Regions from separate parts of the Homo sapiens genome. Here region 2 is linked to region 1. A link is an interaction called in ENCODE POLR2A ChIA-PET data of the cell type or tissue named here. Cell type or tissue: K562. All regions are shown on one strand. Links, peaks and the distances in the headings refer to the core of each region. The heading gives the core; the rest is flanking DNA. Region 1 overlaps SPTBN2 (spectrin beta, non-erythrocytic 2). Region 2 overlaps PC (pyruvate carboxylase).

Region 1 (15,228 bases), core at 7,075-15,074:
CCAGCAGGTCTGGCCTGGGTGGGGAGGCAAGACAGAAGGGATCAGAAACATGTGAGATCTCGAAGAGGAAGAGGAAACCCACACCAATCTTTATCCCTAAGTCACCGACCCAATTTTGTCCAGAAGTAGGCATCCCAAACCCACACTGCTGCTCACAGCCCCTCCCCACACCACCTCCCCTGCTTCCCATCACAAGTGCTCTGCGCAGCCCTGCACCCCCATGTTCTGGTTCTGCTCCGAGTGCTATTCCTTCCGTCTGACTGCTGTGCAGCTCATCTCATCTCTGTCTCCACATGTGCACCCCAGGTCATTAGCCGACCCAGCAGCTCTGCTGCGTTTGCTAACCCCATCTTCTCACCGGTGTTTATGCACGATGGCGTTGAAAGCTAGTCCATCTCTCCAGCTGGTGGTGAAGTTGTGTACATTGACGTTGGGATAACTATAAACAGAGATTCAGAAAATGGTGAGTAGGGCTGAGCTCTGTTCTATGACTCCAGGGCAGTCACCAGCTCATGGTTCCTGGAGCCCAGCACAGCCTGGGGGTCACTGACCCTCCAGTGCCACACGCCCAGGGTGTCCTCACCCTGCAGTCTTCATCTGGCACCACAGAAGCAGGGCATCCTTGGCTGACTTCTTCTCCTTGTTGTCTTCTGTCTCCACACTGATGTCTTGGATCTAGGAAGGAAGCAAGCAGGGCCCTCAGTCCCTGGACAGGAACTCCTGGTGTTATCAGAGATGCTCAGATAAATGGCAGGAAACTGCTCTTTAGACTGTGGTAATGGGGTGGACAGGCATAGCCTGAGGTCCTTTCAACCTAGGCCAGGGACCACAAAACACTGGGTGCAAGGGATTTGAGGCAGCAGATTAGGGTAGGATGCTGAAGAATGGGTGTGTCTGAGTGGAGGGTGCTGGTCCCTCCAGGTGGGGAACTGCAGGCAGAAGAGTGAACATTTTCTGAGAGCTGGCTCTCCAAGGTCTCTAAAAGCTGGCTCTCCAAGGTGAAGCCGACAGAACCCGGGAAGGAAGGGGGTGATCAGGAACGCTGTGATGGCATGAGGACACTGGGGCATGAGGAGGAGGAGGGTGACTGTTCCATTGGGGGAGGCAGGCAGAGTTTATGGCAGGGAATTGGTGCCAGTGACCAGACCCTCTAGAAGTTCCCAAATCCCTGTGGTGAAGGACCAGTTGGTAAAACTTCCAGTCTCCTGTGGACCAACCTGTGGTCCTGGTCCCATTGCACACGACCAACACACAGACCAGAACACAGGGAATTTGCCACAGGGGTGTGACATTCACCCAAGCTGGTTTCTACCCTGCTGAAAGAGGGGAGTCCACTGATCTGGTGCTTGGATAGCGCCGCCATGGCAGCTGCTACATAAGGTTCTAGATCCTCCATCTTTGTGTTTGTTGTGTCATGGGCCAGCAGGAACGGCTTGCGGTGCAGAGCCAGGGCAGGAACCACACCCTGTGTGACAGTGTGCTGGGGTACCTGGAATCGAAGGATGATGGTCCAGACCAGCCCAAGGGTCAGTCGGTGGTTTCCGTCCACAATGTCATGGGAGCCCATGTTTTCCAAGTGCACTTTCTGCTCCTTGAGGAACTGCAGTGCCTTGTCCACGTTCTCCAGGCAGTGGATCCGCATGCGGCCCTTTGTAGGCTTTGGCTGTGGAGGGACGGGGGCAAAATGGCACGGGACTGTGGGCTTCCACCTTCTTCCCCAGCCTTCACAGGGCCCAGCTTTGCACACCTTCCCCATGACCTACCTCAGGAACACAGACAGGCACAGCCCCAGGGCTGGAGCCAAAGCTGAGCTTACAGATGAGGCTTGGGCAGATTAAGATTCCCAAGGGAATTAATTGCACCCAGAGTAGGTGGGAAAAGAAATGTTTTCAATGGGGCCACTGTTCCTGTCTCCATGAAGCAATGCTCCTATGTAATCTAAGTGGCAAAGGCACTTGAAATGAACCCATCCTCTGAGCAGAGGGAGCCACTGCTTCCCGCCCTGTGCCGTCACTCTCTCTGAGGGCTGTTCTTCCAGCTGGTCCCCTTGGACACTTTTCTAAGGCCCCCCCACTTCCCTTCATGACCACAGCTCACCAGTATCTCTCCCGAGAGCACCTCGAGGAGCCTCAGCAGGTTGCGTCCGTCCCGGAGGTCGCTGTACAGGTCCCCCACCCGGCACGTGACCCGGGCCAGGTGCGAGTTTACCCACTTGGTGAAGGTTTTCTTCTGCACAGCTTCTCGTTCATCTGTGGTGGCAACATGGGTTTATTTCTGTCCCTCGAGTTCAGTATGCCTGCTTCTAAACACCAGTTGGCAGGGGTGGGGGATGGAGAAGCCTGAGAGATGGGAAGCGGGGTCCTCTAAGGAGGAGGAAGGGAAGGAAGATGACCGGGAGGAAAGCCCGTAACTTGCAATGAGCTCATAAGCAAGGTAAAGAAGAAAGATGAAAGACAGAAAATAGGCGAAGGTTGGGTGTGGTGGCTCATGCCTGTAATCCCAGCACTTTGGGAAGCCAAGGCGGGCGGATCACAAGGTCAGGAGATCGAGACCATCCTGGCTAACACGGTGAAACCCCGTCTCTACTAAAATTACAAAAAATTAGCCGGGCATAGTGGCGGGCGCCTGTAGTCCCAGCTACTCGGGAGGCTGAGGCAGACTGACGTGAACCTGGGAGGGGGAGCTTGCAGGGAGCCGAGATTGTGCCACTGCACTCCAGCCTGGGCGACAGAGCAAGACTCCGTCTCAAAAAAAAAAAAGAAAAGAAAAGAAAAGAAAATAGGCTTTGAGAAGAAAGGATGAAGACCTTTCATCCTCAGAAACCATGGGACATGCAGGGAGGGGCTGGGATGGGGCAGTCGTGGAAGCAGTGGAATGCTGGTCAAGTGACTTCATTCATCAGAGCCCCAATGTCTCATCTGTAAAATGGGAACATCACTTTCTACTTCAACAGGTCATTGTGTTGATTAAATGAGATAAGGTATATAAAACAACTAGTTGGTGCCTGGCACAAAATGGCTCCTTGGTGAGCTGCTGTTATAAAGTGGTGTGATCTGGCCCGAAGGAGAGCAAGAGCTGCCCAGGCCGGTGGGAGGTATGGCTGTTCTCTTTTGGTTGCAGACAAAGGAGAAGGTGTGGGCTAAAATTATTGCAGCGGCTCTTCCAAGCGGTCATTAGGACTTGATGGTATAGAGGCTGCAGGCCTCCTGAGTCAGCTTACTGTCCTTGGATAACTTAAAGAAAAGGCAGGCTCCTCTGCTTCTGGGGGTTGGGGACAGTACATTCAGCTGGCTGCAAGGGGATCCAGTTCCAGGACATAAACACCCCATTGCTTAGAAGAACAAGATGTTGAGAGTTGGGAACTGGGAAAACAGTGAGGCCAGGAAACATGGGGGAAAAAAAGCCAGGCAGAGTTAGGTACCAATCTCAAAAAAAAGTTAGGCAATGCCCTGCTGCCCAGCCCACAGGGGAGGGGAGCTACTGAAGAGGGGAAGTAAATACTAGGTTCCGTAGGAAAATAAAAATTAAGAACGTTCTAAGTGACAAAGTGAAAGCATCAGAAACTGCTCTGGTGATGAGGATTTCTGCCACTTTCCCACAGAGAGCCCTGTGCAAGGACCCAACCCAAGTGGCTGGGGTCTGAAGAGTCACTTTTGCTTCCGTCTCAGCACCAGCATCTCAGAAACCGGAAAGACTCATCCCTTAATCTCACATTCCTAAGCACCTCACCCATAAGACACAGCAACACACCCACGTCGCTCCGTGTCTTTCACCTCCAGCCACTATACTGGCACCAAACCTGGGGTCCTAATAACATGGGACGGCCCCATGCTCCCCAGCACCCATGAAACCAAGGTGCCTTGGGGCCTCCCGGCAGGTCTACAGGCCCCATCTGAGCCAGGAGGAGCGTGGGTCACAGGCCATTGCTGGATCCAGGGGCACTGCCCTACTGCTGGGCACCCTGGGGTGAGGCCATTTTGGCACACAGTCAGAAGACACAGAATTAGTGGCAACTAGGAGGAAAATGGGCAAAGCCAAGCACCAGAAACCAAGTGTCACGTCACAAGACGCCCACAGCATCCCTAGATCCTTACACACACACACACAACAGTGATTCCCAAAAACACACCTAAGCACTTGTGCCAGAGTGAACACACACCTGCGCAGACATCTACCTGGGCCTGTTTGCACAGATCCTCTCCTTCGAGACACTCCCTTTGCTTCCACACACACTGCCCCCGTGTACACATTCAGACACACGCTCAGAGGCCTGGAAAACACAATCTCCAGGTCCCTGGGCCTGGCTCACCCCTCCGCCTCCCCTAACTGTCCTGGCCAGCGCTCCACCGCCAGATCCGGATCCACCTCAGAGGCACTGCTGGCGCCTCCCCAGGTGCTGGCACCCCCACGCCCTCCATGGCTAGTTGCCTTTGCTCCATGCAGCACCCCAAGGCCCGGCAGTCACACCCACCCATGCCATCATACACGGTCCCTGCCAGCAGGTCCAAGCCTTTCCCCATTCCGTTGACATCTGTGTATTTTCCGGCCTCTTGTAATTATCCCCTCTAAGCTGCATCACGTTGTCTCCCAACACAAACACTGGAGTCACACTGTGTCCTGTGCCAGGTCCTCAGCTCCGGCCACTCTCCCCACACCCAGGTCCCTCTCGCCCAGGCACAGTCGTCCCCACAGGGGGCCCCCGGGCCTCACCTTGCAGCTGTTTGAAGCGTCCTTCCAGCACGCTGGCATACTGAGCAGGGTTGATGAAAGCAGCTGGTGAAAGCAGGAGGCCCCCGGGGTTGTGGGCCCCTTCCACAGCCTCATAGTAAAACTCGCTGGCCTCATGCAGGCCGTTCCCGTGCACCCTGCTCACTCCGTTCCCATTCATGCTGCCAGCTGCTAGTTACAGAGCCCAGGGCCCAGAGTCCATGCTCCCCGCTGGCAGGGGGCCAGTTTCTGTTCCCCAGTGGAACCTCAGGCTGGAGTCCAGCGTCAGGGGATTCAAGAATGGTGGGAATTTCAAGGAGTGGCAAAAAGAGTTACGGGGTGTCCCGAACTCCTGAGACAGAGAGTGGGGGCACGCCTGGCTGCGGTGAGAGGAGACAGGCGGCTCCAGACAAACAGGTTGGACAGTGTTGGGGAGGGGAGAGAGGCGGAGTGTGGCCGGCGGGGGCAGGGCCAGGCCCTGCGGGGCGGCGGAGGAGGGCACTGCCAGCGCCTTCAAGACCCGCCCATCAGGCCCCAAGTTACCTAACAATGCACAGGACCCACGAGAGGGGCCCCCAATGCAAACTCCTGTTTCCCAGAGGTTTGCAGGAACAGCGAGGGCGACCCCTCTCTGGGTGACTCTGGGAGGTCCTTCTCCAGGATGTGTGGGCTTTGAGCCCCAGCTCAGAAACAGACAAAGAGAAATCTGGAAACGAGGAAATCCTCAAAGAGGAAAAGCCAGGCACTGTGCGAGGCATTTTCCTTCACTCCCTCATCTGTGAAACGAGGGCTGTTACCATCCTTTCCACTTGCTTATCACCACCTCCAGTGCCAGCCCCTTCCCTGCCCTCTGGCCCACCAGGGCCATCCTCCACCAGGCCATCCCTGCCCCCAGACGCCCCGCTGCTGGGCACATATACCAGGCGCCCTTCCTCTGGGCTTCAGCGTTTGTCATGTGCAGCCTACACTTGCCCTTCCTCATCTTCATTCATTCAGTGTTTATTTGACACCTACTGGCTGGAGACACAGTGCTAGGCAAATCCCATGCAGAGCTGCCTCTTCAGGAGAGCCCAGTTCAGTGGTGGAGATAAACACCCAATGAGAGCACGAGGTCACACAGATGTGTGCACAGACATGGTGACAGTGCTGGGTGGCCCAAGTTATGTGCAGCCAGACATGGTGACAGTCCTGGGTGGCATGTGTCCTATGTACACAGGCATGGTGAGAGTCCTGGGAGGCATGTGTCCTATGTACACAGGCATGGTGACAGTCCTGGATGGCATTTGTCATGTGTGCAAACATGGTGGGTGGCACATGTTGTACACACATAGACATCATGACAGTTCTAGAGGCTACATGAATCCAAAACCAGAGTGCCAGGAACATTTTCCCCAAACATGACATTCTCCATAACCCACACCTTCTGTCTTCTCTGATGTATAGACACACTGGTAGGAGTGTTTCACAGCCGGCCTGAAGACCCAACCAGAAGGACAGAGAGGCCCAGGAGAAAATGAGAAGGGGTCCTGGGAAGCTATGGCTGCCACAAGGGGGTCCTCAGACTGGTGCTGAGCTGGCTCAAAAGAATCACTTGGGGAGCTTTTGAAAAATCCTGAGTTCTGGACCAAGATTCTAACTTATTGTGTCTAGGGAGGGGCTTGGAAACCTGTATTTGTAAAAAACATCCCTGGGTGATCCTGTAAAACATGTGGCCAGGTTTGGGAACCTCCCCCTTGGAGTCTCTCTTCTTCTAGTGGCCAACCCCCACCCCCACTCGGAGCACCACCTCTCGGTGAGAGTAGCTGGGACCCCTCAGACTGGGTTGGGTTGGGCTGGGCTGGGCAGCCAGCAGGTCAATGGCAATGACAAGAGTGGGATGGAGGAGGAAGCCAGACGGGGTAGGTGGCCTTGGGGTGTGTGGGTGAGTCAGCCCCATGCCAGCCACTGGTGGTGTCAGGTGGCAGCCGCACTCTTGTTGCCATGACAACTCCTCCCCCGGAAGACAGGGAGGCCGTTGGACGAGTTTCCGCTCAGAGCGGAGAGCCCAGGCCCTGGGCTGCAGGGAAGAGTAGGAGCCAAGGCAGGCAGAGAGCACACCAGGGAGAATGGGCGGCTGCAGAAACCAGCAGCAGCGGGTGGAGGGAACCTGCTTCAGGGAACAGGCAGATGAGATAATGGGAGTAACAGGTGGCAGGTGGAAGGAACAGGTGGAGAGGGAGCAGAGGGGAATAATAGACTGGGAACAGGTGTGGGAAATGACAGTGGAAATCAAAGAAGACACAACAAGGGCATGACAGGTAAGGGAGAGGTAGGCGGAGAAAGGAGTGGCAAGAGCGAGAGTGCCGAAGGATGAAGGGACATGACCCGGGGGCTGAGGCCAGAGAGGGAAGCTGTTTTAGTCAGCTCAGCCAGTCCAGGGGCCAGTGAAGCGTCTCTATGCTTGGGGGGAAGAGCTGGGGAAAGTTCTGAATGGCCTGGAGCCTATTCTTGAGGCTGGATGTGGGGACCAGGGAATTGATAGAGTGCTCTGGGTCTCCCACTTAGAAAGAAAAGTCAGTCTTCCCATAAAGTTAAAGGGCTCTTCATGACGAGCTGACAAAGCCTCCTCCAGCATCCCCCCACCTCGACCCTCCTCTGACCTCACCTGCCAGAGCCTTAATGCGAGACCTCTCAAAGAGGCGGGCCGAGCTGCTGTCATTGTCCCAGTCCGAGTCAGGAAGGTCCCAGCGGTTGTTGATGTCACTGTACTGGCCCTGGATTTCCAAGCTGTCAAAGTCTGTGGGTGACAGCGTGCTGCTCATGGTGGTAGGCGGCTTCCTGCTCCTGCAAGGAGAATGTGGCCAGTGAGGGGTGTCCAGGGACCACCAAGCCCTCCACTCACCACCGGGGCCTTCTGTCTTCTTGCCCTACCTGTGCTCCGCTCTCCTTGTGGCCAGAGGCTGCGGTTGGCTGCTCAGTGGAAATCAGCCCCCAGGGGAAGAGGGGAAGCCACCTGGGAAGCCTGGGGACGGGAATACATCAGAAGCACAGAAAGTGAAGCAGGAAGGCAGCAGCAGCTCAGAGCAATGCGGTGGTCAGGAAAGGCTCCAACGACTTCGGGCCAGAGAGGGACGGGTTTGCGGGGTGAAGAAAGGGGTGATGGGCTTCAGTGCTTCAGACAGCAGTGTGCAGCCCAGGGTAATGCAGGCAGCACATATGGGGCCCCACAGGCAATAATGACTAGAAAGTGGCATTCTTTCCTTCTACAAACTGTTTTGAGCCCATGATCAACCCAAGATGGCCTACTATACCCTGTAGGCAAGTTGAGAGAAAAAGACCCAGATTTGTTGGGCGCGGTGGCTCACGCCTGTAATCACAGCACTTTGGGAGGCCGAGGTGGGTGGATCACCTGAGGTCAGAAGTTCAAGACCAGCCTGACCAACATGGTGAAACCCTATCTCTACTAAAAATACAAAAAATTAGCTGGGCGTAGTGGCAGGCGCCTGTAATCCCAGCTACTCAGGAGGCTGAAGCAGGATTATTGCTTGAACCTGGGCGCACCTTAGAGCGAGACTAGTAGAAAAAAAAAAAGACCTAGATTCTGCTCTTGAGTTAAGAAAAAGTTATGATACGCCAGGAAGACTGACACACTGTTTAGCAAGTGCCCAGGAGTTCAAAGGAGGACACAGTATGCTTCTCTCCGCTTTGTTTCCTTTGGTTTGCCACAGAGAATGTTAGTAAGTACTCAATAAATGTCGGCTGTGACATATCCCTGCCATTGACATGCATCACGTCACCATAACTCCCTGTGGGGTGAGGGCCCACTGTTGTCCCCATTTCATAGATGAGGAAGCTGCACAAAAGATATTAAGTTGGCTGGGCGCGGTGTCTCACGCCTGTAATCCCAGCACTTTGGGAGGCCAAGGCGGGCGGATCACAAGGTCAGGAGATCGAGACCATCCCTGGCTAACACGGTGAAACCCCGTCTCTACTAAAAAATACAAAAAATTAGCTGGGTGTGGTGGTGGGTGCCTGTAGTCCCAGCTACTCGGGAGGCTGAGGCAGGAGAATGGCGTGAACCCAGGAGGCGGAGCTTGCAGTGAGCCGAGATCTCGCCATTGCACTCCAGCCTGGGCGGCAGAATGAGACTCTGTCTCAAAAAAAAAAAAAAAAAAAAAAAAGACATTAAGTTGGCTGGGGGCATTGGCTCACACCTGTAATCCCAGCACTTTTAGGAGGCCAAGGCGGGTGGCTCACCTGAGGTCAGGAGTTTGAGACCAGCCTGGCCAACATGGTAAAACTCCATCTCTACTAAAAATACAAAATTAGCTGGGCGTGGTAGCACACGACTGTAGTCCTAGCTACCGGGGAGGCTGAGACAGGAGAATCACTTGAAACCAGGAGGTGGAGGCTGCAGTGAGCTGAGATTGCACCACTGCACTCCAGCCTGCGAGAGAGAGTGAGATTCTGCCTCAAAAAAAAAAAAAAAAAAAAAAGACATTAAGTTACTGGTTCAAGGTCACGCAGCCGGAAGAAACAGTGCCGGGTTTTGAAAAGTTCTTTCTGACTCTGGGGGACACGCTCTTAATCGCAGCCTCTTGAACATAGAACATACACAGGTTCCTCAACCGTCTTAGAGGCTCATCCCAGACGGATGAGCAGCCGTGGCTCCTGCCTAGGGCCCAGGCTGGGGAAATGTGGACCAGCACTACTTACGGCTCTAACTTACGCAAACACACTCTGTCCTCAAAACTAAAAAATGAGGTTCAGAATATCTGCTGGGGATAAAAAAAAAAAAACCTCTACTGTCCAAAGTTCTTGTGTAATTTAGCATTCAGCAGCATTCAAGAGAGGAGGAGGGGACTGGGTCTGTAACTTTAACAAAACCCCCAATTTTGCATTTCTCCTAGCCCTACTTCCTAGGACCAGGGCTGTAGTCTCGGTAGTCTCGGGTTCTGGAAGGAAGGAGGTCTGGAGAATAGAGAAGTGCTGGGTGGTGAGACTCAGGTAGGTGGTGAGACTCATGGGCACACAAAGGCAGAACCTGGCTTCCATCATTAACTGATTCCATGAAGCTGAACCTGACCTACTTGAAGGTCAGGGTTGTCTGCCCCTCCCCTTTCTCCTAAAGAGAAAATGTGCACAAAGATTTTTCTTGGGAGGAGCATTAATGAGATGCAAGAGAGCTAAGGTCTAAGGCTTGTAGATTTGGGCTTTAATTCCCTGTAGAAGGAAAGGGAGCTTAATTTCTACGAGGCCTAGGACTCTTCTCATTCAAAATCCACCATTTCTCCCCACAGATTCTCTGGATTTGTTCTGTAAATATTTATATAAAAATATATTCTAGGGCAGAGTTGAATCACCCTGAGTAAAGAGTGCTGTGGGCAAGGCATGACCTGAACTAGCGTCACCTAATACTCTCAGCTTCTAGACGGGAAAGTAGTCCACACCTCAGGACCAAGTGTAATTCCATTTCTCTCGGCCTCTCAGATTAGTGCTTCCTAACCAGCAGCCACACTTAAGCTCAGCTCTGGGATGGACATCTCCAGCACTCAAACTCTCTCTGCACAGACCTGCCCACAAAAATGCCTACACCCAAGTTCCACCCTGCCCCCGCTTCGGTTTCCATGACCCCTTACTAGGAGTCACAAACTTACCAAGGCTAGCCCCCAGGAGTGTTTTGCTGGGCCAATAAGCTATTTTTAAATGACTGATTTTTTGGCCGGGTGCGGAGGCTCACGCCTGTAATCCCAGCACTTTGGGAGGCCAAGGTGGGCAGATCACCTGAGGTCAGGAGTTCGACAGCAGCCTGGCCAACAAGGCGAAACCCCCGTCTCTACTAAAAATACAAAAAATCAGCTGGGCATGGTGGCAGGTGCCTGTAGTTCCAGCTACTCGGGAGGCTGAGGCTGTCAAATTGCTTGAACCCAGGAGGTGGAGGTTGCAGTGAGCCAAGATTGCGCCATTGCACTCCAGCCTGGATGACAGAGTGAAATTTGTCTCAGAAAAAAAAAAAGACTGATTTGGATTCCTTTAGATGGGTCTACAGACTCAGCCACTTCACATATCTATGTTACCTGCCTGGCCCCAACTGTTGAGGTTTGCAAACCCTGCCTCATATTTTTGTACTCCACAAAGAGCAGAAACTCAAAGAAGCTAACCATCTGACCCTGTCTCCAAACCACAGTAGCTCTGAGGCCCCTGTAAGCTGCACAGAACCTAAACATGGACTGCTTAGGCTTATCTTTGGGGATCCAACTTGGTCCTCCCAAGGGGAGGGGCAGACAACCCTGGCCTTCAAGCAGGTCAGGTTCAGCTTCATGGAACCAGTTAATGATGGAAGCCAGAAAGGTTCTGCCTTTGTGTGTCCATGGGCACACACCTCCCTACCTACCCGAGTCTCACCACCCATCACTTCTCTCTTCTCCATACCTCCTTCCTTTCCAGAACCAGAGACTGCCAAGACCACAGCCCTGGTGGTAGGAAGTAGGGCTCAGGAGAAATGCAGAATTGGGGGTTTTGTTAAAGTTACAAAGGGGCCCAACTGGGAGCCAGACCCTCCAGGGAAGTCCAACTGTTAGAATGTCTCTGCGGATTCCTACCATTACCAGGAGAAAGTATGGAGCTAGAACCTCCTCTTCCCCCAAATAAAACCTCAGCCACTTAAATGCTCCTCTCTCCAAATTGAATTTGAAGCATGCATGCTGTGTGTTCTGAGTTTCCAGAAATGCTGTGATATGGATCAGGAACCAAGCTGGCACTGGTGTCCTTAGATCACAGACCCCCACAGGGCCACCATGTTGCAACTCCACAGCCTTCCATGTGAATGGTGCTCTCTGGCATTGTTCAGCATGTGGCTCTGAGGCTCTGCTACCTTTGTGTCTCTAGGTCTTGGTTTCCAAGCATTCTGGCTCTGTAGCTCCCTGGCCTTTTGGACAATATGCTGTGTTCTCAGCTTGTGTCCCCTGCTGCCATCTCTAGATTCCCACTGATTTCTATTTGCTTTTCTCCTACACATATCCAGCGCTGGTTTCTTGCCACTGAGTAGATCATTCCTCACCTATGACCAGGGTCTCCATGCTCACATTTCCTCAGTCGGCCAGCAGCCCCCCAGCTTCATGACCCCCTGTCATGAGGAAGCTGGAGAATCCTCAATCGTCCTCTCTTCCACAGATTCCTGAAGTCTGGCAATAGGGTGGTGCAGTAGCTAATCCAGATTACAGTCTCATCATACCTTATTCTTAGCAATTGACCTCAAGGCCAGGCCCAAGTAGCTTACACTGTTAGTGCTAGAAGAATGCCAACCCCCGCCGGCTGCAGGCTTGGGGTCCTGCTGGAATGTACTCCAGGCGCTGCTGGAGGCAGACTAGGCTCACCGTGCCGATCCTCCAGGGCAGTTTTCCTCTCTTTCAGCTGACATGTTAAGCTAGAAATCCTATACCCTGGGCTACAGGCTGCCTTGTATCCTAATTCTTCCTCTCACCACATCCTGCTCCTGATGAATTATTTCCCTCCCTCAGAGTTGATCATTCCCTCCTCTGTGCTTCCAGGGCACTTCGGCATGCAGCTAGTATTGTACTTATCACATCGCATTACGGTTAGTTGTTTACGTGTCTCTCTGCCCGCTCCACATTTAACTCATTGAGGACAAGGGCTGTCTTACTCGTTTTGGTGTTTTTCCAGACTCAGTACAACAGATATTCAATAAAGAGATATTGAATGACTTGACTATAATTCATTTTTTTTGGCCATGGAATTAATGTCTTTCTTAGGACTAGAGAGAAGCTCAAGGAAAGAATGAACACGGGATTGGAGAAGACCTGCTCCTGGGCTGGAATACTTTCAGGGTTGAGCTCAACAGCTCAGGTCTGGGGATTCTCAAACTTCCATGAATCACAACAACCTGGAGGACTGTTAAATCACAGGTCACCCCCCCATCCCCCAGTTTACGATTCAGTACTTCTGGGGTGGTACCTGGGAATGTGCATTTCTAACCTGTTCCCGGGTGACACTGAAGCTAATGGTCTGGGGACCACACTTTGAGGGCCACCCTTGTCCAAAGATGAGAAGCAGCTGGAATTGGTTAGAGGAGCCATGAGTGTTGAGAAGACACAAAGTTTCAGGGGTGAGTGTGACCCAGGGTTAGCTTCTAGGTCTGCTCAGGCCCTACCCCACACTAAACTCAAATATCACTTCCCCTCAGGAGCTCAGGCGATGGGAGAGGAAGATGAAGATGGAGTAGGTACCACAGGTAATGAAAGAAACAGCACAGCGAACCGCAGATATGCGGGAGGAGAACGGCAGAGCTAGAGAAGTCACGGGAAGGCAGAGTTGAACAAATGACAGTGAGATGAATAATAGATTAGAAGAAATGGGGACTTTGGCAAAGTTCAAATCTTATTTGCTTCTAAGTATAAATGGGTGGACTGGCAGAGAGATAAAACGAAAAAGAAGTCACAAATCAGCTCAGGGCCTCCAGGAAGGCAAGAGAAAGATGGGCCCAGGGCAGAAGGAAGGAACAGCAAAACCCCGACCCACCTCTCAGACTGTGTTCCTGATCAATTCCCTCGGAGGAAGTTAGGAACTGGGCTGAAGAGGGGGACTGAAATTTTATTTTCTCTTCTAGAATCCTCCAGTTATGGCAGATTTATTCAAATATTCAGATTCTTCACTCCCTTGCTATCTCCCTTCCCCAACCCGGGGTCACATCAATTTCTCTAAGGGAAGAATGTAAACTCCATCCTATCTTCTCCTCGGCCAATCCTTTGCCTTTCTGAATAAGCCAAGAGGTTGCCCCACACCTCAAGCTAAGACACATATTTGGAACTCACTCTGCCCCTCTTCACCTTCAAGGAAAACTGGTTTGTTGCTACCTCTGCCCATACCTGAAACCCCCGGGCTCTCCAGCGTTGGAACTGTGGCTGCTCCGAGAGGGGGAGGGCAGACGACATGTAGCAGGTTAAGACCGGGGCAAACCTGCACCTCACACAAGCATGCAATGTCCTGGGGTCAATGGGGTAAAGTTCCAAGCGAGTGGAAGGTAAATCACGACTGTGGCACCGGAGCCGGAACACCCCCGCGAGCAGGCCTTGCTGGGTAGTTCCGTGCGGGGCGGACCGCACAGCCCTATCAGCTTCCTGGCCACAGAAACGCCGCACGCGGCCGCTTCCCCGCCGCCCGAAGCGTCTGCTTTCTCCCCGGGCCAGTTCCGGCCACCACAGCCAACCGCGTGCCCCTCTCCCACACACTGTGGGGGAACAGAAGGGAGCGCGTGGAGCCAGCTGCCAAAGAGGCGAGGAGGAGCCCACGCGGCTCCGGGGAGGAGGGAGCCCGGCTCCCGCAGTCCGCCGGGCAGAGGCGGCCGAGCGCGCCCCCAGCACCTGGCCCGGCGCCGGCCCGTCCGCCCCGCAGCCCCGGCGACGCGAGGGGCCGGCGCTGTCAGACCCGCTCCCAGCCTCGCCGCGAACGTGTCCGTCAGCCCTAACTGTTCCAGACTCTTCTCCCGGCTCCAGAGAGGCCCGAGTCCCCCCCCCTCGGCCTTGGCCCCCACCGCCCTCATCCCGGTACCTGTGTGGCTGGCACGGGACCCTCTCCGTCCCGTCCCCGCCTGCTCCCGCCCCGGCTCACCCCGGCCGCCGGGACCCGACCCCGACCCCGACCCCGACCCCGCCGACCGCACGCGGCCGGACAAAGCGCGCCGCCCCGCGGGCCGGGACAAAGCGGGCGGGGCGCCGGCACCTACCTCGGCGCGGAGCCGCGGCCGGGCGGGCGGGGGCGCGGCGGGCGGGGGCGCACCGGTAGTTGCCGCGCCTGCAGCCCGGCCGCGACGGGCGGTTGCAGGCAGCGGCCGGGCGCACGGCGGGCGGCGGGCGGGCGCTGTCACGGGGCGCAGGCGGCGCGGGGGGCGCGCGGGGCGGGCGGCGGCGGGGCGCGTGGCGGCGGCGCGCGGGCGCGAGCGGCGGGACTGCGGCGCCGCGGAAGGAGGACAATAGCCTCCCCCTGCCGCAGGCCGCCGGCTCCCGCGGGAGGCCCGGGACCATCTGGAGCCGGCGGCCCCGCGGGGCTCTGGGCGGGGCCCGAGTCGCCCCTTCCCCGCCCAGCGCCATGGCAACCGAGGCCCCTCTCGGTGCTCCCCGCCGCTCCCCGCCCGGGGTAGTTGACCTGCCTCGGGGCGAACGCGGCAGCAGCTCCGAGGCCGGCTGCCGACCCCCAGCCACCTTCCGTGCGGGGTCCCCCCAAAACCCCGCCTTCCCGTCCTCGCTGGTCCCTGGGTCCCCCACCACAGCTTACAGGTCTTGATCTCCCCGGTTCGGACACCTCACCTTTGTCCCTATTCTGCTTTTCCTCCAAAATCCGTATCCCCGAGACACGCGATCCTTCCTCTAATGACACTGCCGACGAGGTTTCCCGAGATCCAGCCTCCGTTCCCCTTTCCTCTCCGGGCACCTCCAGTCCGTCTCCGCTAAGCATTCCTCTCACCCGTCCCCTCGCTCTCGCGTCCTCCTTCAGGCAGCTGGGCCGGCTCTCCCTCCCAGAACATCT
Region 2 (13,524 bases), core at 1,799-9,798, 170 kb after region 1:
GACATTCTGCAACATGAATTAATCTTTGAGGATATCAACATAAAAATTCTTTTGAGAATCTCATTTAACAACTGGAAAATTATTCTTTTGTCTTCTAAGGGACTGATTTCTTTACCCCTGCTCTCAACACCTTCTTTCTCTCTCTCCATCAACACAGGCACTTGGAGGTTGAAGCGTGGGGGTGTAAAATCACGCTTTTTGGTGGACATGGCAAATGCCTATTCTATAGCAGAACTTAGCCCCCGCCCCCTACCCCCTCACTCCCCCTCCCAAACTGCACACATACACCAAACCCAACCAGACACCTCCTCCTTCCTTCCTCACCACCCTCTCCCTGGTCACCAAGGGTTAAGCTTAGGGTCTTCTTTAGCTCTTCCCCTCCCTCACCTACCATCTGGTCAAGAAGTCTGGGCAGTTTTACCTCTTTAATCCCTCACATCCTTCCCTCTTTTCATTTCTAAGAAGAGGACCCTGAAATGTCCTCTTCTTACTACTTAACTATCGTAAAAACCTCCTACTCATTACCACAGCTCTAGCTACCAATCCACATTAGGTACTAGGGATAGCTAGCATCCCCAAATACAGGCATGACGGCACTCTTCCTGAAAAGTGGGGTAATTCTCTGACTCCCCACTGTCTGTAGGTGGGAAACTCAAGTCTCCTTGGGGACCTCCCCCAAAATTAGTGCACCCTGCCTGTCCAGCCTTGTCCCCCCATGCCCCAGCCTCCCGGATTCTCCAGCTGCAGCCCAGCTGCCTCCTCTTTGTTCTCAGAAATCCTAGCACCTGCCCCTCTCCCTCAGAGCACTCCCTCTACCATTAGAACACCCTTCCCGTCCCAGCTTTTGCCCATGCAAGTCCTGCTCCTGTCTCAGGTATGCATCTAATTTTTCTCCCTCCCTTATGAAATCCCACTAAGACTTCAGCAAATATATATATATTTTTAAAGCTATGAACCCCCAAGGGCAGAACAGGAGAGGAGACAACAGCAACATGACTGCAGAAGCTGGAGCGCAGCTCGCGTCAGCTGACCTCACAGCCTGGGTCTGGAGCAGGCTGAGAACACCCGGGTTCCCACCATCCACCAGGAATCCTCCAAAGGCCAGGGAACTGCAGCTCCAGGCCTCCCACCTCCACAATGGGCTGAACGGGCTGCCGTGTATAAAGAGGGCAGGCTGAAAGCTTTCAAAAAGCAATCAGGGCTGGGCACAGTGGCTCGCACCTGTAATGCCAACACTTTGGGAGGCCAAGGCGGGTGGATCACCTGAGGTCAGGAGTTCGAGACCAGCCTGGCCAACATGGTGAAACCCCGTATCTACTAAAAATACAAAAATCAGTTGGGCGTGGTGGCATGCACCTGTAGTCCCAGCTACTCAGGACGCTGAGGCAGGAGAATCACTTGAACCCAGGAGGCGGAAGCTGAAGTGAGCCGAGATTGTGCCATTGCACTCCAGCCTGGGTGACAAGAGTTAAAACTCCGTCTCAGGAAAAAAAAAAAAAAAAATAGCAGTTAGACCCCTACCTCCCCCATCTCATGCCAGAGACCTCCCCTCTCCAGCCCTGGAAGAACAGAGGTTTACTTTCTGGGGAGGGAAAAGTGTGGGGTCTCTGGACTGGGAAATTCGAGGCACAGTTGAGGGCCTGGGGACCTTGCCAAAAATGGGGGTGGCAGGTTACGTGACTCTTTGCATGCTACCCCCTTCCCCAACTGAGCTCCCAGGTGTTGACACTGAGGTTCCCCAACAAACAGCCTGCCCAGATCATGTACTGGTAAACTCAGAACTGGACCCCCACCTGCTCCAGCTCCCAGGCAGCATTTTAGACCCTCCTAATAATTATGAGTGGGCAACCAAAGGTCCCTGGGCAGATTCATTCAAAGAGGATGGAGACCAAAGGAAAGAGCAGAGAAAGCAATTTGGAGGAAACCAACTATGCAGGGAGAAGAAAACTTAGAGACAAACATGGCATTCACATTCTCACAGAAATAAGAAACGATTACATCAGTGAAAACATAGGATGCTACACACATTTTTAAAGAACCATTTGGGGAGCAAAAAAGCTCTTGGAAATTAAAAAATACAATAAGACAAAGCAATAGAAAGGTTGAAAGATAAAAGGAAATCTTCTAGAAACTGAAGAAAAGAGACAAAGAGATGGAAAATAGGTGAAAAAGGGAAAAAAATTAGAGGGTCAGTCCAAGAGATCCAAAAACTAAATAATAGGAGTTTCAGAAAGACAGAACAGTAAAAAACAGAGGGCAAGAAAAGGAATGTTTCAAGAAACTCCCAGGATAGGACATGAGTTTCCACACTGGAAGGACTTGCTGAGAGCCTCACGAAACAGATGAACACAGGCCTACACCAAGGCACTGTGTCCAATTTCAGATCCTGTAAGCTTTCCCAAAGGAGGGTAAAAAGAAAAAAAAGACAAAAGTATCAGAAATCAGAAAGGTTTTGGACTTCTTAGCAGTTTCAGAAGTTAGAAAAGTGCAAAGCAATCCTTCAAACTTGTCAAGGAAAAATTGTTTCCAACCTGAAATTCTCTTTTTTTTTTCTTTCCGGAGACAGTCTGGCTCTGTCATCCAGTCTGGAGTGCAGTGGCACAATCTCAGCTCACTGCAACCTCCACCTCTTGGGTTCAAGCAATCCTCTGCCTCAGCCTCTCGAGTAGCTGGGATTACAGACATGTGCCACCATGCCTAGCTAATTTTTGTATTTTCAGTAGGGATGGGGTTTCACCATGTTGGCCAAGATGGTCTTGAACTCCTGGCCTCAAGTGATCCACCTGCCTCGGCCTCCCAAAGTGCTGGGATTACAGGCATGAGCCATGGCTCCTGGCCCCAACCTGAAATTCTCTATCCAGCTAAACTATCAACCATGTATGAAAGTAAAATAACAAGAAAAGGCAAAGGTCTTTGTTAGGAAGCTGCTGTCAATATGCTGCACCCAAACAAGGGAGCAAGCAAACGAGAAAGAGGAGCGGGGAACAAAGGAGAAAGACAGAGGAAATCCCTGGGAGAGGGCACGCCAAGGGAGCAGAGGGGCAAGGAGGATGGACAGCGCCGCTGGCTCCCTTCAAGGGGAACTAAAGGAAAATGAAGCCTCACTCTTACTGATGAGAGGGCCTATGCCGAACCTGACCGCAAGACACGAAAGCAGCAAGAACATAACACCTGAAGCCTAACCCACACCTTAGCAGGAGGCCCCTGATCCCCACGGACCACAATGTGGATGCTGTGAAAATCTGCCTAGATGAGAAGCGTCCGCCTATATATACGCACATACACTCATAAACATAGAGTATTTCTAGAATGACACTTCAGGAGCTGGTAACAGTGGCTGCCTCTGGGAAAGGTTTCTCTTTCACTGCTGATCCTTTTGTTTTTTGTTTGTTTGTTTGTTTGTTTTTTGAGATGGAGTCTCACTCTTGTCGCCCAGGCTGGAGTGCAGTGGTGCAATCTCGGCTCACTGCAACCTCTGCCCCCGGGATTCAAGAGATTCTCATGCCTCAGCCTCCAGAGTAGCTGGGATTACAGGCGCGCACCACCATGCCTGGCTGATTTTTTTGTATTTTTAGTAGAGATGGGGTTTCACCATGTTGGCCAGGCTGGTCTCGAGCTCCTGACCTCAGGTGATCCACCTGCCTAGGCGTCCCAAAGTGCTGGAATTACAGGCATGAGCCACCGCGCCCAGCCTTGACCCTTTTGAATTGGCACCATGTACTTGATTATCTATTCAAAAAGTGACTAAGTCGGGGTGCAGTGGCTCACACCTATAATCCCAGCACTTTGGGAGGCCGAAGCAGGCAGATTACCTGAGGCCAAGAGTTCGTCACCAGTCTGGCCAACATGGCAAAACCCCGTTTCTACTAAAAATATAATAAATTATCTGGATGTGGTGGCACACACCTGTAGTCCCAGTTACTCGGGAGGCTGAAGCAGGAGAATTGCTTAAACCCGGGAGGCAGAGGTTGCAGTAAGCAGAGATTATGCCACTGCACTCCAGCCTGGGCGACAGAGAGAGACCTGCCTACAAAAAATAAATAAACAAAAAGCGAATAAAATACAACATGCGAAAAGCTATCCTCCTTCAAAGCCTCACTTCATTGCCCCCTCCCTGAGGAAGCCTTCCCCGGTTCCCAACCCAGGACCAGAGTAAGACAGGGACCCTCCTCCTGGCCTGCTTCTCCCCAGGCCCTGGTTAGCGAGTACAGGTCATGTATCCAGCCTTGAGCTCTACGGGGGCAGACATAACTAACTCATCTTTGTTATGTCCACTTGGTAGAGATAACTTGCTCCAGGAGCACTGGAAAGAAACTTTCATTTTCTGCCTACAATATTCCAGGCATCTTCCTTTTAGCCCACTGAATTGTCACCACAATCTCATGGGGTATTATCAACCCTCATTTTACTGAAAAGAAAATTGAGGCTGGGAAGGACCCACAGGAAGTAGCAAACTCAAGAATAATTAAGGCTGCCCAGCTCCAGGGCCCCTGTTTTTTCATGAGAGCAGCTAGCCTGGTGCCTAGCTCACAGTACAGTTCCAAAAATGTTTAACTCAACCAAATTAAATTGGAATTAAGATTAAACTGGAATTAAGATTTTCTTCTGGAGCTGGGGTCCTCCCATGTTCTGAGATCCTGAAAAAGCAGCTGAGGGCCCTCAGTGGCAGACAGCACCTCCACCCGGCCAAAGGGAGCCAGGGCCAGCGGTCACAGCCCGGTGGGAAAGTTTCCTCATTAAATCACAGTCTTTTAGCCGACTGCGCTGCCCTTCAGGGCCAGGGTTTTGTTTTTTAACAGCTTTACTGAGATACAATTCACATACCATATAGATGAGACACATAAAGTGCAATTCAATGGCCGGGTGTAGTGGCTCACACCTATAATCCCAGCACTTTGGAAGGCTGAGGTGGGCAGATCACTTGAAGTCAGGAGTTTAAGACCAGCCTGGCCAACATGGCAAAACCCCATCTCTACTAAAAATACAAAAATTCGCTGGGCGTGGTGGCAGGCACCTGTAATCCCAGATACTTAGGAGGCTGAGACAGGAGAATCGCTTGAACCCAGGAGGTGGAGGTCGCAGTAAGCCGAGATTGCGCCACTGCATTCCAGCCTGGGCGACAGAGCAAGACTCTGTCTCAAGAAACAAATAAAGTGCAATTCAATGGCTTTTTAAATATATTCACAGATATGTGCATCTACCGCCATAATCCGCTTTTAGAACATTTCCTATCCCCTAGCTGTCATGCTCCAACCCCCTTAGCTCCCTCAGCCCTTGGCAACCACTCATCTACTCTCAGTCTCTATGGATTTGCCTATTCTGGACATTTCTTTTCTTTTCTTTTTTAAGATGGAGTTTCGCTCTTGTTGCCCGGGCTGGAGTGCTATGGCAACGATCTTGGCTCACCACAACCTCTGCCTCCCGGGTTCAAGCGATTCTCCTGCCTCAGCCTCCTGAGTAGCTGGGATTACAGGCATGCGCCACCATGCCCGGCTAATTTTGTATTTTTAGTAGAGACGGGGTTTCTCCATATTGGTCAGGCTGGTCTTGAACTCCCGACCTCAAGTGATCCACCTGCCTTGGCCTCCCAAAGTGCTGGGATTACAGGGGTGAGCCACCGTGCCCAGCCAATTCTGGACATTTCATATCAACAGAATCATAAATTATGTGGGTTTTGGGTCTGGCTTCTTTCACTTAGCATATTGCTCTCAAGGTTCATCCGTGTTGTGGTGTGTGCCAGTACTTCACTTCTTTGTATGGCTAAATAATATCCCATCATATGACTACAGGTATGTGCCACACGATGTTGCAGTCAATGATGAAATGCATATACGATGGTGGTCCCATAATATTATTGATTTTACTTGACAGAGTCTCACTCTGTCGCCCAGGCTGGAGGGCAGTGGCACGACCATAGTTCACTGCAGCCTCAAACTCCTGGGCTCCTGAAGCCATCCTCCTGCTTCAGCCTCCCAAGTAGCTAGTTTTTTTTTCCTTTTTACTTTTTGCAGAGACAGGGTCTTATGACATTGCCCAGGCTGGTCTTGAACTCCCAACCTCAAGCCATCCTCCCATGTGAGCCACCGTACCCAGCCAAGAGTTCTTGAGGTAGTCTAGATACAAGTTCCTTGTTACATAGATGATTTCCAAAATGTTCTCCCACTTTGTGGGTTGTCTTTTCCCTTTCTTGATAGTGTTCTTTGATGTACAAAGGTTGATTCTGATGACGTACAGTTCATTTTCTTTTATTGCTTGTGCTTTGGCGTCGTATCTAAAAAATCATTGCCTAACCTAAGGTCACAAAGAATTACACTTATTTTTCTCCTTATAGCTCTTCTTACATTTAGGTCTTTGGTCCATTTTGAATTAATTTTTGTATATGGTATGAGGTGGGGTCCAGTTCATTCCTGTGCATGCAGATATACAGTTGTTTTAGCGCCACTTGTTGAAAAGACTATTCTTTCCCCCATTAAATTGTCTTGGCGCTCTTACTGAAAATCAATTAACTGTTAATGTGAGGGTTTATTCTGGGCTCTCAGTTCTATTCCATTGATCTATATATCTATATGTCTATCCTTACACCAGTACCACACTGCAGTTAAATTCTGAAATCAGGAAGTGTGAGTCCTCCAACGTTGTTTTTTTTTTTTTTTTTTTTGAGACGGAGTCTTGCTCTGTTGCCCAGGCTGGAGTGCAGTGGCACGATCTCGGCTCACTGCAAGCTCTGACTCCCGGGTTCACGTCATTCTCCAGCCTCCCAACTAGCTGGGACTACAGGCGCCCACCACCACGCCCGACTAATTTTTTTGTATTTTTAGTAGAGATGTTAGCCAGGATGGTCTTGATCTCCTGACCTCATGATCCGCCCGCCTTGGCCTCCCAAAGTGCTGGGATTACAGGTGCGAGCCACTGCACCCAGCCTGTTCTTCTTTCTTAAGATTCTTTTGGTTGTTCTGGTTCCCTTACATTTCTCTGTGAATTTTAGGATCATCTTGTCAATTTCCGCTAATGAAGGCATCTTGGATTGTGATAGGGATTGCAGATCAATTCAGGAAGTATTGCCATCTTAACAATATTAAGTCTCTGATCCATGATCATGGGGTATCTTTCCATTTATTTGGGTCTTCTTTAATTGTTTTCAACAATGTTTCATAGTTTTCAGAGTATAAGTCTTGCACTTTTATTAAATTTATTCCCAAATATTTTATTTTGATGCTATCTTAAATGGAATTGTTTTCTTCATTTTCAATTTGCCCACTGCTACTGAAATACAATTGATTTTGGCATACTGATCTTATGTCCTGCAACCTTGCTGAACTCATTTAATTCAAATAGATTTTTAATGAGTTCCCTAGGTTTTTCTATACAAGATCATGTCAACTGAAAATAAAAATACTTTTACCTCTTCCTTTCCAATCTGGATGTTCTTTATTTCCTTATCTTTCCTAATTGCCCTTTATGATCAAATTTTGAACTAGTAACTAGTTTTGATTTGGCAGCCCCTTCCCAAAAAGTAGCAGCAGCAGCCGCTCAGACCCTAGGATGCCAGAGCTCTCATCCCCCCTGCTTTCCACACCTGCTGAGTGGATGCCTCCTCCACAGCTTTGCCTTTTGGGGAAAGGCTACCTGGTTGGCGGCCTCCCTGTATGCCCTTCTCTGGACCCAGCGGGGCTGAGCCCTCTGGGTGGAGGCACCTGGGCTCCCTTCCTGGCTGGTTTCCTGTAGGTCCAGCCGATGAGACAGAGGCACAGGCGGGAGACAAGGGTAGGTAGGAGGCGGTGGAGAGAGAACGTGGGGTGTGCCTTCCTCACTCTCTACCAGCTTTGATGCCACCATCCTGACCCAGGCTGTGTCTTGTCGCTATGACAGTTCCTGCTGGCATCCCAGTGTCCACTATTCAGCCCTCACTGGTGTTTGCAGGAAAGGCTATTTATTTATTTTTTTTTGGAGACAGAGTCCCGCTCTGTCACCCAGGCTGCAGTACAATGGCGCGATCTTGGCTCACTGCAACCTCCACCTCCCTGGGTTTAACCAATTCTTCTGCTTCAGCCTCTGGAGTAGCTGGGATTACAGGCACCTGCCACCATGCCTGGCTAATTTTTTTGTATTTTTAGTAGAGATGGGGTTTTGCCATGTTGGCCAGGCTGGTCTTGAACTCTTGACTTCAGGTGATCCGCCCGCCTCAGCCTCCCAAAGTGCTAGGATTACAGGCGTGAGCCACCACGCCCAGCCAGGAAATGCTATTTCTTCTCCTGACCCCTTCAAGCCTAGTGGTAGTAATGACTTTCCACTGTCGCTTGGTGCCTCAACTTCCCTTGTTGGGTGTCTGACTTTTCTTGGCTATTTAATTCAATTTATTAAAAATAGTGTGCAACCCTCAACCATTCCTGGGTAGTCTTGACTGCTATTCTGCTAGATGACACACCCCGACATCCCGTGGAGGAAGTCACTGTGGAACCTAGGTCAATGTGAAAGCCTGGTTCTCTGGGCGAACTGATTACCAAAGTACCCAGTCCATGAGCCAAGGCGATAGTAAAGAAATCCAATGGGAAACAGCTTCAGTTCCTGGAAGAGGAAAGTAAACAGCAACCCAGGCAGGACATGGCCTTGACTGTGTTTGCTGCTGTTTTCTCTCCCTATTCGTGACTCCTAGGAGAACATATCTTCATAGCCCCATGATCTGACCTTTCATCCTATGCTTTGGAGTTTGAGCACAAACACTGACTGGCTCAGAGGCTTCCCGGAGATGCAGCTCTGGGCATCCACTATTGCTGATTTTACTGTGATGGCCACATAGCAAGTGTCGGAATTGCTGATCATTTGTGTGAGCTGCTACTGAGTGCCAGCCACTGCACTGAGTGATTTCTATGATCTCAATCATCAGAGGGCTTGTAAGGGGAATATTATTGTAAGCATGGAAAGACACCCAGATGAACAGCTTGCCTATGGTCTCAGAGCTCAAAGCCACGTAGACCCCTGTCTGCCCGTCATGCCGAGCTGTGCCTCAGGTCCTGCCCTGCCACCTGGGAGTCCCTTGTAGATAGATTGTCAAGACTGATCATGCTAGTGATTAGTAGTTACCAATCTCTCCTCCCTGCCTGCCAACCTCAGCCACTCTCCTCCACCATCACTCTTGCCCTGGCCACTCCCGGGCCTGTGATCACACCCTCCTCTTCCTCCTCCAGCTGTATCACATCACAGTCACACCTGTGTGTCCCCCAAACTCTGACCACAGCCCTTCCCCCAGGCTAACTGTGTAATCACAGTGGTGCTGCCCAGCCAACCCCCAGCTGAGTGGACATTTTGTTTTGTTGTTTTGGAGTTCTGCAAATAGCAAGAGCTTCCAGTTTGCCTTTACCCTAAAATGCACACCCCAGGGATGGGAGGGAAGCACAGCGGCTGCGGCAAGCCGGGCTGTCAGGCGCCTACCCGCTACACCACCGCAGCCCATCCACCTGCTGAGCAGCTGCTGACTCGCCAGGCCTTACTTTTCTGCTCCACATTAGCAGGGGGGTGTTCATCCGAATATAACAGTTCCTCCTCAGGGGTGAGAAATTAGCTTGCTGAAAACCCCCACTGGGAGGAAGGAGGTATTCAGAGTCGGGGACCTGCGGTGGTGAGTGGATCTACGAAAGCCCTAGGGCCAGACTGCCTTTCCCATCTTCTTAGTCCCAATCCAGAAGCGATGCATTCTCAGCACTGCCAACTCCTTTCCCCAATCTGAAGGAAGAGGGCATGTCTTATAATAATTATGAAAACAAGAATAATTCATAATAGCTGGAGTGCCAGGCCTTGGGTGAGGCACCATCCTGATTGTCTCCTCAATACTCACAAGGCCAGTATGATTCTATCCAACCATGTTGTTGAGCTCATCCCTACGGACTATAATTATTATTATTTTAAAAAATATATTTTTTGGCTGGGCGTGGTGGCTCACGCCTGTAATCCTTGCACTTTGGGAAGCCGAGGCAGGTGGATCACCTGAGGTCAGGAGTTCAAAACCAGCCTGGCCAACTTGGCGAAACCCTGTCTCTACTAAAAATACAAAAAAAAAAAAATTAGCCAGGCGTGGTGGCAGGCACCTGTAATCCCAGCTACTGGGGAGGCTGAGGCAGGAGAATCACTTCAACCTGGGAGGCGGAGGTTGCAGTGAGCCAAGATGGTGCCATTGCACTCCAGCCTGGGCAACAGAGTGAGAGACTCCATCTCAGGAAAAAAAAAAAAAAAAAAAAAATATATATATATATATATACACACACCCACACACACCCACACACATATATACATTTTTTTTTTTTTTATTTAGAGACAGAGTCTCACTTCGTCACCCAGGCTGGAGTACAACGGCACGATCTCAGCTCACTGCAACCTCCGCCTCCTAGGCCCAAGCAATACTCCTGCCTCAGCCTCCCGGGTAGCTGGGATTACAGACACCCAGCACCATGCCCAGCTACAGACTATAATTATATTTAACAACAATATTGCTAGTGCTCTGCAGTTTAGAAGGCGCTTTAGCAGACACTCTCACTTGCTACTAAGAGTAACCTCGCCTGGTAGGTAGGACAAGCACATCTTCATTTGACAGAAGCTTTTACACAGAGCATGGGGCTTTCTGGCCTATCTCCCACCCCTAATGTCCCACACCAGTTCCTGATCTCCTGCCCCACCCCTCCTGCACCCTGCCCCTTCTCAGGTGACTCACTGTGTCAACATCCTTGAAGGAATGATTTCTGGTTCATGGCCCCAGAGCTGGAGCTTTGGAAGGATAATGGGAAAAGCAGCCAGGGTCCCTGCCCTCAAGAGACAAGCATTCTAAGGCTGGGCGCGGTGGCTCATGTCTGTAATCTCAGCACTTTGGGAGGCCAAAGCAAGCAGATCACTTGAGCCCAGGAGTTTGACACCAGCCTGGGCAATACGGTGAAACTCTGCCTCTAAAAAAATACAAAAATTAGCCTTGCATGGTGGCATGCGCCTGTAGTCCCAGCTACTCAGGAGGCTGAGGTGGGAGAATCACCTGAGCCTGGGAGGTCAAGGCTGCAGTGAGCTGTGATTGTGCCACCACACTCCAGCATGGGTGACAGAGCGAGACCCTGTCTCAAAACACACACACACACAAAAAGACACGAGTTCTAATGAAAGAGAAAGGACAAATACAAATAAGGAACTGTATGACTAAGTGGGATGGAAGGCCTGGCAGGGGTCACCTGGCCAAGTCTGGACCACAGGCTGCTGTGATTCTGTGGGAAGGGAACGGCATTAAGAGGAACGGCATTAAGAGTTAAACCTTGGGTTCAAGTTCTGGCTTTGCTATCATCCATCATATGACCTTGGGGAATTCACTCTACCTCTGGACCTGTTAGTCCGTCTACAAAACAGATTTATCCCTCTCAGCACAGAGCGCTGACAATTAAGGGATCTGTTTTACAGGAAACTTCAAATTGGCTCTTCGGTTTCAGAAACTGTAAACCACAATACATATGCAAAGGACTGTGATTAGATTTCACCTCATCAGAGGTATCAAGTGTTTACTGAGCAACAAACTGCCTGTAACACACACTTGAGGGATGGAGGATCATATAAAACATGGCCTCTGCCTTTAAGAAAATCACTATCTGCTGACGAGGCAAGACTGGCACAGCCAACATATAACAAACACATAGTGTGTGCAAAGGCACTGCTGTTAGAGAAAAGGGAGAGGAGGCAGGCCGAGCAGCTTAGGAGAGCTAAGTGAAGGCTCACAGAGGAGACGCTTGGCCTGGCCCTTAGCAAGGGTGCCAACGCCTGCTGTGTGAGTGCACTGGGGTGAGAGGGAGAAACAGGACCGGCTGTCCTCGTCTCCAAGGGCGGACTCCAAGCTGACTCTGTTCAGGGTCAGGGGCCAGTGGAGCCAGTTCAAATCCTGATCACAACCCCCTAATGCTAATTAATCTGGTTACCTAGAGGAACTAAGTTGTCTGAGACTCTGTAAAATAAGAATAATTATTTGACTTTGTATGTTCATTGGGAGGATGAAATATGAGAATGCATGTGAACTGGTCCATATTAGGGATGTAATACATGCTACAAATTAATAATCCTTGACATCAAATAAGGTCTGACTGCCAGGGTGGGATCAGATTTTGGAAGGTCAGAAGCACCAATAGAGAAATATAGACACAATGATTTGGGGGTGATCAGCATAGAAGTGACAGCCAAAGCCATGAGAAAGAGCTTGGCCTCAGCAAGGTGGGGAGGGCTGCTGCCCACAAGCCCAGCTCCGGCCACCAGCATGCTCCCTCCCCACCCGAACCACGGGTGCCTGGGCTGCCCAGGCCCTGGCGAGCTTAGCCCAGGGCATCACCACTCACCTGCTTTCCTGAGAAGAGCACAGGAGCAGAGGTGGAACAGCAGAAATGTGAGGAGGAGAAACTGAGGCAGGAATGAAACTGAAGGGATGGTCTTAAGAGGGGCAAACAAATACTGCTAGTATGTCACAGCACAGGAGCCCAAAAGAGAAGTTTCAGGCAGAGGTGGGCGGGCGGGGAGCCTGCAGTAACATGAACTCTCAAAGTTGTGGGGAAGGGCAGCACCAAAGCAGACAATGACCCAGTGAGAAGCTGACACGGAAGCAACGGAAGATGAATCAGGAGGTTTAAGGGAACGATATGCAGCCCCGCCTAAAAAGTATGCATTCATTCATTCAGTCACTTCTGAACGAGCCTTTACAACATGCCAGGCACTGTCGGTCATCAGAGAGAAAGTTGTGCAGGAGAGAACAGGTCCCTGTCCTCATGAAACTGACATTTCATTCCAGCCAGGAAACCAAGCACACAAACAAGACCAAAGATCCATCCTGATCGGTAAGTACTGTCTCCTGGCCTCAGACTCCCTCCTGATGGCAGGTCTCCCTCGGTGTCACAGAGAAAGGCACCACCTGACAGAGAACAAAGCCACGGTGCTCAATCCCTCCACCCCTGGCCTAGAACTCCCGGGGTGGGGAGAAAGGCATGTTCTTAACAATTGCTAATCCCGAGCAGTTTGGGACTAAGCAGAGGGAAATAGAGCTGAAGCATACACAGATGTCCACGTCACCTCCATCCCCCCAGTCTTTCCCCCTACGAGCATGCCCATGTACACACACATGCACACTGCATTTCTCCCCTCTCCTTGGATTGTTATCCCATGACCTGGCAGGGAGCCTGGCCCGTTTGCAGTTAAAGAACAAGAGGCCATTTGGAACCTGATCAGTTTCTCCTCCTCCTAAACTGAGGAAAAGGTTTTCTTCAAAATGGGAGATGTTCTCTCCCCTTAGATCTGAGCAGTGAGTCCTACTCAAACGCCAGAGGTCTGGTCTCCCAAAATACGGGTAGTAACATGTTTTTCCTGCACTGCTGTCTGGGAGGTCTCACATGTTGAACAGAGCATGACCTCAGCCCTCCTATTTCCCAGATTCCTAAAGGAAAGCCGGGCCTTTCTGTTCTGTAACTCCAGGGCATTTTGTGAAGGACTGAGCCGGCTGGGGAGCTGGAGCACAGCACACGAAGG

What was found. Peaks named below come from ENCODE experiments on the same cell type or tissue, not always from the same donor. Only the 100,000 strongest peaks of a DNase experiment are listed, where the experiment ranks them.
Region 2: POLR2A ChIA-PET joins it to region 1 with 10 read pairs; 2 of 35 experiments call an interaction of 5 or more read pairs at or near these places.

What each region holds. Positions count from the first base shown.
Region 1 is chr11:66,713,733-66,728,960 of GRCh38, forward strand. It overlaps SPTBN2 (spectrin beta, non-erythrocytic 2), which reads right to left. Exons shown (of 38, transcript NM_006946.4): 1 at 15,009-15,228; 2 at 7,618-7,708; 3 at 7,352-7,530; 4 at 2,098-2,249; 5 at 1,490-1,663; 6 at 584-675; 7 at 359-439; 8 at 1-14. The coding sequence starts at 7,508. Among named protein-coding and RNA genes, the nearest start is that of SPTBN2, 7.9 kb to the right of the region's middle. RefSeq lists an enhancer at 6,144-7,101. In K562, for the core only: no CTCF peak of the experiment used is centred there; DNase peaks (open chromatin) are centred at 10,956, 14,019 and 14,419; H3K4me3 peaks cover 1,756 bases.
Region 2 is chr11:66,893,541-66,907,064 of GRCh38, forward strand. The region is part of intron 3 of PC (pyruvate carboxylase); the gene reads right to left. Among named protein-coding and RNA genes, the nearest start is that of MIR3163, 34 kb to the right of the region's middle. RefSeq lists an enhancer at 11,594-12,241. In K562, for the core only: no CTCF peak of the experiment used is centred there; no DNase peak of the experiment used is centred there.